Linked DNA regions of Homo sapiens: all the other regions are linked to region 1. A link is a contact called in ENCODE Hi-C or POLR2A ChIA-PET data. All regions are on one chromosome and are shown on one strand. Each heading gives the region's core, a stretch centred on a gene start or an enhancer-like site at or near the end of the contact. The rest is flanking DNA. Distances are from core to core; before and after follow the strand shown. Region 1 holds the start of TAMM41 (TAM41 mitochondrial translocator assembly and maintenance homolog). Region 2 overlaps SYN2 (synapsin II). Region 3 has its middle 36 kb from the start of TIMP4.

Region 1 (4,811 bases), core at 2,223-4,722:
GTGTTCGTGGCTACGTTGCTTCTGCCTCTTTCTGGGGAAAGGCAAAATGCACACAGGAATGTGATGGAACCTTCCAGCTGGTGGTTTTGCATTGCAGGAAGAAAAGTGTTTGTGAACATGAAAATTGCTGATAATTGGGTGTGAACGCCTGTAAGGGAGACAAATGGAGAAACATTGCAGCATCTTTATTTCTATCAAGGGCTGAACTCTGCTGGTGGGTGTGTGAATTGGCACCATCTTTTGGAGGGGAATTTAGCAGCGTGCTGACACTCTGACCCAGCAATTCCCCTTCTAGGAATCTGTCTTATAGCAATACTTGTTCATGCACATAAAATGTACAAGGATGCTCATGATAGCATTGTTTGCAGGTGTGAAAACTAGAAATAACCTACATCCATCAACAATAAAATGTTTAAACAGGCCAGGATGCCTGTAACCCCAGCACTTTGGGAGGCCGAGGCGGGTGGATCACTTGAGGTCAGGAGTTCGAGACCAGCCTGGCCAACATAGTGAAACCCCTGTCTCTACGAAAAATACAAAACTTAGCCAGATGTGGTGGCGGGCACCTGTAATCCCAGCTACTCAGGAGGCTGAGGCAGGAGAATCACTTCAACCCGGATGGTGGAGGTTGCAGGGAGCCTAGATTGTGCCACTGCACTCCAGCCTGGGTGACAGAGCAAGACTCGCTCTCAAAAAAAAAAAAAAAAAAAGAAAGAAACAAAAGAAAAGAAGAAAGAAAGAAAGAGAAAGAAAATGTTTAAACACTTTCTTTTAAACAAAAAATTTTAAACAAAATTATGGCATATCCATATCTTAGAATAATTTGCTACTAATACATGGAATGAGGGAAATCTATATATTCTGACACAGAACATTGTCCCTGATACGCTAAGTGCAAAAAAAGCAAATTGCAAAATAGTATCTATCCTAGGAATCCACTTAAAATTGTTTTTAATGTTAATATATTCATAGAAAAATATTGGAAGGAATATGTGCCAAAGATTACCGTGGCTATTTCTGGGGCATGATGTATGTATTTCATAATGTTTACATTTTTATGAACATGGATTACTTTTGCAAACAGGAAAAATCCAATGACGTTGAATTATTTCCCCAAGGGAAGGAAGGAAATAAAAAAGGAACCGGCTGGTAATGAGATTTATTCACTGTCTTTGGGTGAGAGGCTTCAGTGTAATTCCACGGTGAGTGCACTCTGATTCCGGCACCCTGGGCAAGGGCGATATGTAGTAAAAATGAACGGAAGTGACCATGCCCACACCAGGGGCCGCAGACAAACGGCCTCTCTCCGCTCCCTTGCCCTGGTCTCCTGCTTGTTGCTGCGGCTACTGCTGCTGCTCCTGACTCTTGGCTGATGCCTGAGTGCCTGCTTTCTTCCCATTTCCTTCTCTCACCCTGCAAGCCGCTGTAGAGGACACTTAAACATGGTGGTAAAGACCTTGGCCTTTAGAGGTAGGTAGCCCTAGGTTCAAACCCCGACTTCACCACTTTCCTGTGTGACTTTGGAACATTTACTGCTCCTCTTAGGACCTCTGTTTCCTCGTATGAAAAATATCATCATCTTAGAGAACCTGCCTCATAGGATCTCTGGAGTGATGAAAAGAAACAAGTATAAAAAGCCTGGGTGCAGTGGCTCACGCCTGTAATTCCAGCACTTTGGGAGGCTGAGGTGGGCAAATCACTAGAGGTCAGGATTTCGAGACCAGCCTGGCCAACACAGTGAAACCCCATCTCTACTAAAAATACAACAATTAGCCAGGCATGCTTGCTTGAACCCAGGAGGCAGAGGTCACAGTGAGCTGAGATCGTGCCACTGCACTCCAGCCTGGGCAACAGAGCAAGACTCGGTCTCAAAAAAAAAACAAAAACAGAAAAGCCCCAAAGAAGTCTAAAAAGTGCCTGGGCATACTAAGTGCTTAATAATGACACCTATTATTAGTATTATTGTCACCGAGTCCTTTCAATTCTTTCTTGGTTGAATTTTCCCATCTATCTTCTACCTGATAAACTCCTACCCAGCTTCCAGGCCTGGCTCAAAATGCCATCATTGTGAAACCTCTTCTGGTCCCTTTCCCCAACACCCAGAACTGACTGACGTTCCCATTGGAGGGACATTACATTCCGGCACTGTGCTGGGTACCTGGCTGCATTACCCAAATTCTACTCTGATTTGCAGTTCTGTCTCCTCTCCTCTACAGACCCCTAGCTCCTGCAGGGCAGCAGGCAGCTCAGATCTCTTCATCTCAGTGCAGGCCCAGAGTGTGAGTGCAAGTAATCATTTTTCCAATTGATTTAATCCCATCCCTGCTCCTAAGACCTTGGCCTAGCCGTTTCCAGTTCATGGGGGAACTATGATAACAACTGTCTAATCAGTCCCCCACAATTCAGGCTAACATGTGAATTACATAAGTCCTTGCTCAAAACCCTTCAAGGACAGAGCAGAATTTCCGAAAAAATCCCAGAGTTGGAGCCAGACCTGGGTTTAGCTCTAGTTTTGCCACAGGCTGATGTGATCCTATCACCTGGCTTTACCTCTCTAAGCCTTAGCTTGGCCATCAGTAAAACCAAGGCCCTCCTGCCACAGGGCACTAGAGGGTGCTCAGTGAGAAGTGCATGTGAAAATGTGTCAACATTACCTGAATGTTAGCTATTACTATTTCTATTATTTTTGAGAGGTAGTGTATTTTGGGGAGGAAGGAGAGGGTAGTTGAAAAAGTTTCTGTCCTGGAAGTCAAACCACCTCCTGAATGGTAATCTTCAGCAAGTTTCTCCAGTTATACAAAGAGGAGAGCTGTAAGATTTTTCTACTCCTAGGGTCCTGTTTCCTCCAGAAACTGCATTTGAAGCACCCTTTGTGAGACCATTCCACAAGGCAAGGGGGCAAAAACTGTGATCCACCCTTGAAATTAAATGCAAGTATCAGAGAACGTCTGTGCACTCCCATATCCACCCTTGTATTTGAAAAGGGCTTTAGCGTGAAGAAGTCTCCGTCAAATCTTGACGGTGGTATTCTCTACATGGCGGGATTGGGCATCATTTTAATTTTGTGTTTTTCCAAATCTTCGAAATCTGCAATTTTGGAACTAGAGCGATGATGGGGGCACAATATTGTGAAGGCACTACATGCTACTACACTGTCCATTTCAGAACGGCTAGTTCCATATTATGTGAGTGTCGCCTCACTTAAAAACCTTCAATACGCTCCCGATTTTATAGTCATTCTTTAAACCGTAGTTTGAAGAGAGAAGTACAGAGGCTATCAAGGCTCAGGGCCCGCGGAGTCGGGTGACGCTCGCCTCCGCCGATTTGTCCAAGTCGCAACCTAGCCGCCAGCCTGTAGGGCACTCCTCCGACCACGAGGGGACAATGCAAAGCCTCGCGTTCCCCACACTAAGGCGAGCACCGCCTCTTGCGTCTTGGAAGCGCCTGTGCGTGCGTGGGGCGTAGCAAGGGACGGAAGCTCTGCCTGTGCGACCGCCGCCCACCCGAGCCTATCTGGGCTGCGTCTTCTCGCCGCTGCTCTTCGTGGCCCAACGCCCCAATCCTTGCGTGTGCTTGCAGTCCCACCCCACACTCAGCCTTGTGTCCCTCGATCCAGTCTCCGACTTCCATTTCCCACCCTAAACCGCCTACCCGGTGTCTGTTCCCCGCCCGGTTGTCCTCGCCCTGCTGCGCTGAGTGTCCCCTGTTAGCCTCGACCCCATGGCGCTGCAGACGCTGCAGAGCTCGTGGGTGACCTTCCGCAAGATCCTGTCTCACTTCCCCGAGGAGCTGAGTCTGGCTTTCGTCTACGGCTCCGGGGTGTACCGCCAGGCAGGGCCGAGTTCAGACCAGAAGGTGAGCCCGGGCAGCCCCACGACGGGGAACTGTCTGTTCTCACGAGTCCCGTTTTGCCCTCGATTCCTTCAGAGTCGGAGAGCTGCCTGTCCGCTCTGCACACTCCACGTGTCCACTAGCAGAGTGAACCATAGGCCTGCCTTCCTAGTATAACGACAGCGCGAGTTGAAGCGACGGTGTTGAAGGATACTTAGGAATCCACGTGGGTCTAGAGCAGGAGAAGCAGTTAGGCAGAAGGAAAAACTGCTGCAGGGGCAAATGGAAGAAAGGAAAAGAAATCGTTATCAGGTTCTTTCAGTGTTTTAGTCGGCTGGACATCGGAATTTTCTGGGGAGCTTTTAAGAAAATCCTAATGCTCGGCTTCCGCCGATGGAGATTCTGATTTAATTGGTTTGGGATGAGGCCTGGGCTTCAGGAATTTAAGAAACGTCCCAGGTGATTCTAATGCGCAGCCAAGTTTGTTGAGAGTCACCTCTATAAATGTAGGAGAAAATGCAAAATGATCTTCTGACTTCAGGAAGTTGGCGGACTGGTTGTAGGGCCAGGGCAGGTGCAGTGAAAGTAACTAACATCAAAAGTTAGTGCGTGACCAGTGTATTTACCCTCGCTCAGCACTTTTAACAACGGTCTGTTTGAGACTAGGCATTGTTACTTTTCAGAGTTGGCTCAGCACAGCCTCAGTAAGGGTACAGTTTTCCTTGTAATTTGCAGAATTCAGTGTGCAGGTTTTAATGGGGCCCCCTGCGTCTGGATACCTGACTGTAGTCTGTCTTCTGATTAACATCCTGCCTGTTCACTTCCTGGTGAGGCCATCTATGCTGTTGCTTGGATTTCCTCTGTTTCCCACTTACACTACTATTTAATATTTTTCTTTAAATTGGCAGCATATGAGAAATTATAGGTTATTATAGGCTAGTTATTTTTCCCGAATTTACCTTAACATAATTACACATTTT
Region 2 (4,577 bases), core at 1,995-4,494, 290 kb before region 1:
AAATGGAAGGCTGAACTACATCAGACATTTTCAAGTCTGTTTGTTTGTTTTAAAGCAATGGAACTCTGTTTTCCAAGGGAAATGTATGCAGGATAAAAGCACAGAGCTGCACTGGCTGAAGGGGTTGGGGGAAATAATCCTATAAGGAATCCAGTTATGTCTAAGTGAGCTCTCAGTCTGTGAAGCTTCAGGTTGTTTTCTCTACCACTGGACTAAGCTCAGCGAGAAGCTGGCTTTCTCTCTCTTTTCTACTATTTCTGCACAACTCACATCATTAAATTCTGTATACCATACATAGCACTGCTATCTCACTCCAACACCTGACTTAGAAACCACCTCTTTGGGCCAGAGGTAGTAACTCTGGAGACAGTCACAATGATCCTGAGGACAGAAAGACCCTTACCGGACAACCTTTGTGCCATTCCGGAGAACCTGCATATCCACAGCATAGGTGCCATCTGCATGGGCCACCAGGTTGAGCTCTGAAAATTCTGCCTGGAAAATAATAACAGGGGAATAAGTTCACAATCCTGACTTCACCAAGTCCTCTACATAGCAGCAGCAACATCCCTACCACCAAACATTTATATACAGTTTTCAAAACATGTTCACATACTGAGTTAGTCTAATTCTAATAGCAACACTGTGATGAAGGTGGGACAGAGATAATTATCCCCATTTACCAAAGGAGGAAATTGAGGCTCAGAGCAGTTAAGTAACTTTTCAGGACAAACAAAACTTATCATTGGCAGAGAAAGGAGCAAAACTCAGGTCCTCTAACTCCCAGCCCAGCATCCTTTGTGCTGCCTCTCTACAGAGCGAGAATGTGGACTGAGACAAATGTCTTTTTATCAGTTTCAACATAAAAGCACTAGGTCTAAATTTAGGTAACTAGTTTTTAGTTCTGCTTTCCCCTTACCTAGCTGCATAAAACATTAAGCAAGTTACTTGTACTCTCTAGGTTTCCATTTCCCTGATCTACAAAATGGGAATAATTTTTATCAATCTTGCCTATGTAACAAGTTGTTTGAAAACAGTCAGTAAGTCATAACACACTGTATAATGAATGATGAGAAACTTCTTTTATCACATAGGAAATACATGCATTGTTGAAACTGAACGTCCTCCTCTTCCCCAAATGGACCCAATCACTATTTATTATGAAGCAAAGGATGGAGGAAGGTTAAAAAAAAAAAAAAAATTGGACTTTCAGTGATTCACTGTATTAAAACAAGGAAGTGTTCTTTTCTAAGTTTCCTCTAAAGTATAGCCTCAGGCCCAAAGGAGCCATCACTCGGGGCAGCATACCTGAAAGGCAGACATGTGCCTACCGAGAAATATCTTGCCACCAACAATACGGAGGTAACGTGCAATATTCTGGGAAGCCCTCTAAAGTTTTCCTCAGTCTGGGAACCTTACACTGCAAGAGGGTGCTAAGAACCAAACTGCTTGCTCATCTACAGACACTAGAGCCATAAAAAGGAATCAGAGAAATGAAAAGATGCAGACTCCAGGACCATGCCTCACAGACAGAAAGGTCCTGGGGAAAGGATAGGAGAGAGAGGAGATGCAGAGTCCAGAACCCAATGATGGACACAGTATTCCACTCAGCAGAACGAGATGGTTCACTCTGGCATGTCAAGAGGAAACTGTGATGACGGGGATGCAGCTCTGGGCTTCAGGCTGATTACCTGTTCCACCTTGATATCATAATCTCCAAGGACTTTTTTGCCCCGAAAGCACTTGGCCCTGGAGAAAAGAATAAACCCACACAAATTAGTTTTGTGCAAGTATTTAAAGTCAGACATTTACTATTACAAAGAAGAGGACCACAGCAGACAGATCTCCAGAATGAGGGTCAAGAGACCTGGGTTCTGATCCACATTCTGCTATGAGATCACCACAAGACAAACCATTTCCTCTCTTTTAACCTCAATTTACCCATCTATAAAATAATCCAAAACATCCCTTCATTATCAGGTTTTGTTATAACATCTCTGGTCTTTTGGCTATAAAACGCATCTAGAAATAGGAATTTCCCCAGTTTTATTCTTCATAAAGGCTAGATCAGCTTTATACATCTCTGCAGTTTCCTTATTTTCCTTGATCCTTCGTTTTACTATGGTTTTCTATTTGGTATCCACCCTTGGATTTTTAGTTTTTAAAGAAACTGTTATTATCACTTTACTTCTTCATACCCATACAAAGAGGACCTGAGGCAATTAGTAATTTAAAAATATAACCAACAAAATAAGGATTAAAGAACAATCAATGAATGAGAGGAAATTAATTAGACCAAAATAGAAGGTAGCGGGAAAAGACTGAGGGAAGCCATTGCATTTGAACACAAAACTTAGCCCACATTTCTGAGCAGTCAAGAAAATGGGTCAAGGTGAGTTACACAGTACATAGTATCTTCCCAGTTTGTCACAGATCTAGAGGAACCTCACATTAATGCATTAATTAATCCCCTGTAATAAGTAATTAATCCCTTATAAGCAGATATTTTTATGCTTATATTTATATTAATTCCTACTTTGCTTCTAACCTGCCCTCCCCACATTAGATTTCCTTATCTGTCCTTTTAGGCTGGTTCTCCATTTGTCAAAAGGGCCTTTCCATACTCTACCTGTTAGGTAAGTTGAGCTTGCTTTTCCAGTGCTTGAAATTTCCAACTGTAATATTTCATTGGAGATTTTTTGGGAGTTTGTCCCCAAAATGAAGGAATAAACCAATATTTATTGGGCATCATGTTCTAGGAATTACATGCAAGTTGTTTTCAAGAACATCTCATTTAGTCCTAACAACGTATAAGATACAGAGAAAGGGCTTCATTTCAGAGACAAGGAAACCAAGATTCAGAATTGAAAATGGTGTATTCAAGGCCCTATAGCAAGTTAGTGGCAGAGCCAGTATTCACATCTAAGTCTGTGGCACTCTGAGACCACTGCCCTTCACACTGCAGGCACTGTCTCCCCCTGGTGATCTATTCTCTCCATCTCTGCTCACACCACTACAAAAACGGACTTGCCCTGTGTGTGCCGCATTGCATTTATTCCCATTTTCCTTCTTCCACTCACAAGGGACTTAATGATGTGAGCATTAGTCCCACTACAAATACTTCCTACCCTGGTTCCTGTCAACTACCCGGGACGAGGCCAGGCTGTTTCCTTTTCTCTATGGGTTCTGGAACACCCCGTTCTAGGAAGTTGTCATTTGTCCTATCCAAGTCCCTGGCCACCCTCAAATTGCTCCTCTGAGGCACTCAGCCATCCTGGAGCTGGACCACTTAAGTCCACCCCCCACCTCTGCCCCAATTTCTTATTAAGCTTCACACCAGCTTGTTTCCAGGACCCTGATCAACATTCACAGCTCAGCGAGCCCCTCAGGCAGGGGCCCGGTAGTATATTCCCTTTCTTTGGCTACTATTCCATTTTATTTACAGGTTTAACTAATAGAGTCTAGTATGGCACTATCACTTCTCTGCAGACCTTGGACTCTGCAGGTTTTTGTCCATGACTATAAAAAGAAGGAACTGGAGTGAATGACCCATGAGATCCCTTTCTTTCATTGGTGAGGTATGTCTACCTTGTTATCAGCAATGCTTTTCTGATGCTTCCTCCTATTTTCCTGTCTCAAAATAGCTCTCCTTCTGTGAGGTAAATCTCAGAGACATTAACAATAACCTCGCATTTCGTATGATGCCTTGCATTTGCAAAGCATGTTCCTTGCCCTAGTTGTTCCTCACAACTCTGTGAAGGAGCCAAGAGAGATAATGTGGTCCATTTGGCTGATGGGGAAACTGAAGCCCAGGACAATTAAATAACATGCCCAAATCAGAAAGAAAAGTTCATGGGAGTTAAGGCTAGAACTAAGAGTTTACATCTAGGTGCTTACATGCTGCCAAGTTTCTTAATTCACTCATTTATTTTGTGGGTTTTGAACACTGATATTGAAATATATTTATAGACTCTGGCTGGGTTTATCTGCCACTTCCTGCACCTGCCCATTGACCAAGTTGGCTAATGAACTGTTTTCATGCCTTCCCTCCACCCCCACCTCTCTAGCTATCCTAATGCCTTTTCCTTAAGGTAATTTGTCCTGTTGGAAATCTTAGTGTGTGTTTCCTGGCCCAGGGTCACTGACCTGTCTTGGCTGAGCCACAACCTTATAGAAAAGGAGCCAAGATGGCCGGCAGATGGGGCACAGAGCCCTCTTCTGGAGAATGAGCACATTCTTGCAGCTCCAGGCTCTTGGACATTTTGATTCTAGGTATTTTCATGAAAAATTGTGTAACTTGCTAGCAAATGATAGAAGTCTTTCCTGATACTAAGAGAACACTAGTACAGGGCAGTGTGCTAGAATCCAGAGGATGGGCTCTGGAATCACAATCTGGGGTGTGAATTCTAGCTGTACCCTTTCCTGGTTGTATGACCTTAGGGAGGCTTAAATTTTTTAAAAATAGTATATCATGTGGTTAAACCAATCAATCAATCTATCTTTAAAATTATATAAAAGGATAAAACAAAAAGTAAAATGTTCTTTTTTCCCATTCCTCTCTTATCACATATACTTCC
Region 3 (4,723 bases), core at 2,155-4,654, 350 kb before region 1:
TGAATCTAAAACAAGTAGGGTTAGGCGGTTGCTGAACTTAACCTGATCCACCCAGGTGGCTGTAGCTTTCTGCTTTCTGCTGTGAACTGCCTGGAGGAGTTAGCTGAAGGGTGGAGATTCTTATCAGAAGAGATGTATGTGGATATGGAGGTGGCTGAAAATGACCAAGGGGTGCGGTTCCCTGGGGAGCATTCATTTACACATGAGGTGGGGCCAGGTACCAGCTCTCCTCCCCTCTCAGGTTATCTCTGGTGTTCCCTCTTCCCCTTTCTGGAAGGTTATCTCCTCGATAAAGGTAGCAGGCTAGGGAGTAGGGCCCATGAAACAAGAGTCCTGAAAATATAGACCAGTGGGCAAGCACAAGTGTGTGTGTCTAACTGTATTAATATCCAAGCAAGATAGAAAGCAAGTTCTCAGAGTATCTGGGTGTTGAATAAGAGGTGGATAAATCAGAGAGAATGACTAGTTGCATTATTTTTCTACATGTTTACAATCAACAGGCTTAAAGTCCAAGGAAACTTGTACCACAGGAGGAAAAGTACCACTCAAGTGTGAGCCCACAGTTCAGACACTCAGAAGTCACCTACGATGAGGGATAGCTTCATGGGGCTATTGTGAGAATTCCACAAAATGACAGATGAATCAGTGTTTGTAAACTGTAAAGTGCCTTTAAACTGCAAGGTGCTACATAAACTGTAAAATACAAATGTAAGGAATAATGTTATGATTATTTGAGGAGAAAACATTATTCTAAATGTAGCCTGTAACCTGCAAATTAGACAGTAATAAATTGTTTATTTTCCACAAACAACAGAATTTGCTTGTTGGAATGCAACTTCTCTTTCAAACCTGATAACCTTGATGGGTCTATACATTTATTTCAGAGAGAAACTATTCAAAATGGATCTGAGACCCCTTTCTGGGATTAATTTACTTCAGAACTAGTTTGTAAGCCACAGAACGTTATCTCATTAACTTATAGTCACATTGCATTTTGGACTGTATATATTATCTAGCTTAATCACTAGATTTGACTCCAAAAGAATTAAATTTGTTTATATCAAAATTTACTCCCTAAAGCAACGATTCTTGATATTTTATGTGTGTTGAGGGCCTGCCGAAATGCACAATACATGCATGAGAATACCTGGATTCCAGGTAAAGAATTCCTGATCTTCCAAGAGTTACAGAAATTCAAATAATGTACTACAGATCTGAAGGCAATTATGTTCTGAACATAAGCAGCAGCCTTGTAGGAATAAATAATCTCCCAAAGGAATTGCTTTGAAGGGAACCATACCATTGTAGGAATGATGGTATGGTCTCAGTGTTTAAAAAAGCATCCATTGTGATCACCTGGGGTTTGCGTTGTTATTTCTGTAGCTGCAGTTTTTACTTTGTGTGCATGTGTGTACGTATGTATGTGTCTGCCGTGTGTTTACTGCTATTGGAATGCCTTGGCACAGCACAGGCCTCCCCAAGTGTCCACCCTCAGCTCAGTTTAGCTAATACAACTAAAAGGAGCCATAGCCCTAGGAAAAGACATTGGATGGGCTGAAATTGCCCTAGAGGTTCCCCTGGTTGCAGGAGCAGGAGAAAGGCATGTTTGGCATTCGTTTGGCTGCTCCTGGAGGAGTCCTGGGGAAAGGGGGTTTGGGACTTACTCATACAGGTTTTCTATGTGACAGAGATGGTTTCTTGTGATCTCGCATGCTAACCACTGTTAGGAACAGACTCTATCAGCTTGTTTAATTCTTAAGACAACCTCCTTGGAAAGGTAGCATTGTTCTCATTTTATAGATGAGAAAATTTGAGACACAGAAAAGTTAAACTACATAATCAATTAGCTAATAACTAGCAGAGCCTGGATTTAAACTCAATTTGATTCCAAAACCCAGGCTCTTTCCACTAGCCAACACTATCTCTTCCCTTTGCCTCCTGGCCTCTGTGAAATGATTCCATAAGTCTCTCTCACCCTGGAGGGCCCCCAAATATGAAACCCATTTCATTTATTTCAGGAAAGGCAATGTTCCCAGTGGCCCACCAGACACTTAGTGTTGAGACTCATTTGCTTCTATTACTAACTCCCTTTGTAACCTTGGCAAACTCCTTAAGTTGCCTGGGCCTTGATGCAACTAGATGCAACTTCCAGCTGTAAAACTCAGTGACTGAATTCTGTGCACCCAGCCCAGTCCCGGCAGGTGGCGTGCCTCCTGTCCTGTGGGCTGTGCACAGCTCACCTCCAGGGTGCGGTCTTCTCTGAGCTCCTGAGCTAGAAGCTTGCCCCACTGCAACAGCATATGCTGCTTGTGGTCCATTTTACACTTGCCTGGCTCATCTTATTCATTCTCCTTTCATATCTTACCTGAACTCATCTGCATTCCTCATATATTTTATTTAACTCCTACACAGTATTCCAATTTATGAATAAACCATATATTTTAATTCCCCACGAGAGGTGGTTATTTCCAGTCTTTGCACAAAGAGTGCTGTGACCAATATTCTTTTACTTGGTTTCTTATGTACATGTGCAAGAGATTCTCTAGAGTAAATGTTCAGAAATGGAATTGCTGAGTCATAGGGTTTACGCATGATTGCCAAATTGTTCCCTGAAATGGCAGTACCAACATGCACCCCCATTAGCAACGTGTAAGACTTCCTTCTGCTTCTCATATCCTCACCAATACCTATCAAGCTTATTTTTTTTTTCCAAACTAACATTTTGACTGCATTTGACTTAATGCATTACATTTTCTTCTTTATATTTACACATCTTCCCTACTGGGCTATAAACTTTGTAAGGGCCGAATCCTTGCTTAATTCATTTTTATATTCCTCTCATAAAATTTATGGCGCTAAATAAAATAAGGGGTTGTGAACAAATCAATAAAATACAGAATTAATTTATCTTGACCCAAGATGATGATGAGTTCCATGTGGGCAGGGATGAGGCTTTCTACCTTTACTAATCTGGGGTGAAGACATAGGTAGGGAATCCCCATAAACTGCAGAGGTGGTTGCACAGTGGTCAAAGCTGGCCTACAGACAAGGCTTCAAGATCTGTAGAAGACTGCAACCAATCTTTCAGAGATCTTAGCTGTAGATAATTTTTATCACAGTATTCACTGAATATTTATTGATGGTTGTTGAATAGCCAACTTCCCAGTCTCTGGGGCTGTCTTTTTTAAGTAGCAAGAAGGCTGTTTCTGAATGGAACTTCCCCACCCCCAGCCCCACCCCATTACTAAGGGCTGGAGAGAATCCATATGTCCTTCAGACCAGGGTGCTGCCTGACCTATGGTAAATGCCTCTCCTTTTTGTCACTGCAGCATTTCCAGGCTGACTCATTTTCTAAATAAGCCACTTGTGGTTTTTGGTCTGACATCACATGTGGAAGAATGAGTAATTTTTTAAGAACCAGAATTATATTCTATCAGAATAAGAAACATTGTGTATGTTACTCATGGTTTTAGGACAAGGGGTCAACACTGGTCACAGATGTCCTAACTTTCTCCCAGTCCTTCTTTCCCTGGGGTCAGGGGATGGAGAGAGAATGTAAAGAGGTGGATATGCTGTAAATTTTTGTGTGCACCTCTTATCACACTGTGTAAAATTTAATACAATTGTCTTGTTGACTTTGCTAGATTAAATAAAAGTAATATGGCAAAGTAGCTCAGGCCATGAGTTCTGCTGCTGCACTGCTTAGGTTGGTTCAAATCCCAGCTCTGCCACTTGCCCAGCTGAGTGACCCTGAGTGAGTTATTGACCTTGATGTGCCTCCATTTCTCATTTATAAAATAATAACAGCACCTACCATATAGGCTTATTATAAGGAACACATAAGTTGATGAGCATTAAGTATTTAGAATAGTGCCTGACTATGGAAGTGTCAGCAAATATTCCTATGAATCCATCACAATGTTTATGTTTATCGTAAGTGCTCAATAAATGTTTTGACTAAATGAATGACTTCTCTTAAAACATATTTGGAATCGGGGATAGAAGCAATGGCTAGTGGCAGACTCTTGGTTTGTGAAGGGGGTCAGAGTATGCTACCTCAAAATATGCCACTTTGGCATATTGTTTATGTTGAGCTGAAGGCAACAGAACAACAACAGATGCAGGAAAGGTTTTCCGACTTCCCCCTTCCTGTCTGAAGCAGGACTAAAACTTCTTGTGGGAAGGGTGCCTCTCCCCCAGAAGGAAGAAGGGAACAAACATTCTTATCACCAGAGACAGGGAGTTGACACTGAGATGAATCTCCACAGACAAAACCTTACTAAAACTTGTAACCCTTCTCTCCCATTAGTTTCTCCCATATATTTCCTACTTTCCCACAATTTACTGGCTGACTAGCCCAGACGCCTTTGTTTTGTCATATCGTCACAATTTATCATTCTTTGTTTAAAATGGTATACAAGTTTTGGGCTTAACAGCTTGGGTCTTCATTTTCCTTATGAAGATTCCCACGTACGCATAAAAATATTAAATAAAATGTGTATACGTTTGTCCTGTTCATCTGTCTTATGTATGCTTAATTTTCAGGCCCAGCCACAGAACGTTAAGAGGACATCTGCCTCCCCTACAGCTGGAAACAGAAGGAACTCTAAAGGTCAATTGCCTTGCGCCCAGGTACCCCACGCATTGGTTTGGTTGGTTTGTTCCTTAGTTATGTGTGTTGTGGGAGGAGGGCTCTCACCCCCCAGGGGTCACTCAATGGGAG

Evidence for each region. Hi-C counts contacts between places; a loop is a spot of excess contacts on that map. ChIA-PET counts read pairs that join two places held with the same protein, here RNA polymerase II (POLR2A). Pooled maps may share reads with other maps.
Region 2: a map with no recorded cell type shows a loop between it and region 1 (3-fold over the local background). The contact joins the enhancer-like site here to the promoter of TAMM41 in region 1. A Hi-C loop is called at or near these places in 1 of 168 maps with a recorded cell type or tissue (posterior cingulate gyrus), 1 of 37 single-sample maps with no recorded cell type and 7 of 50 pooled maps. POLR2A ChIA-PET finds 5 or more read pairs at or near these places in 3 of 52 experiments (MCF 10A, activated CD4-positive, alpha-beta T cell and activated naive CD4-positive, alpha-beta T cell).
Region 3: a loop to region 1 is called in a pooled map, with 7 times the contacts of the local background. The contact joins the enhancer-like site here to the promoter of TAMM41 in region 1. A Hi-C loop is called at or near these places in 5 of 37 single-sample maps with no recorded cell type and 10 of 50 pooled maps.

Annotation. Positions count from the first base shown.
Region 1 is chr3:11,845,546-11,850,356 of GRCh38, reverse strand. It overlaps TAMM41 (TAM41 mitochondrial translocator assembly and maintenance homolog), which reads left to right and starts at 3,472. Exons shown (of 8, transcript NM_001284401.2): 1 at 3,472-3,855. The coding sequence starts at 3,721.
Region 2 is chr3:12,137,823-12,142,399 of GRCh38, reverse strand. SYN2 (synapsin II) reads right to left here. Exons shown (of 13, transcript NM_133625.6): 2 at 1,692-1,749; 3 at 404-495. Among named protein-coding and RNA genes, the nearest start is that of TIMP4, 19 kb to the left of the region's middle. RefSeq lists an enhancer at 4,192-4,301. Within about 2 kb of position 3,244, at least 4 of the 41 ENCODE cell types and tissues checked have a DNase peak (open chromatin) inside an H3K27ac peak, as active enhancers do.
Region 3 is chr3:12,192,277-12,196,999 of GRCh38, reverse strand. No RefSeq gene overlaps it. Among named protein-coding and RNA genes, the nearest start is that of TIMP4, 36 kb to the right of the region's middle. RefSeq lists an enhancer at 2,110-2,159. Within about 2 kb of position 3,404, at least 13 of the 41 ENCODE cell types and tissues checked have a DNase peak (open chromatin) inside an H3K27ac peak, as active enhancers do.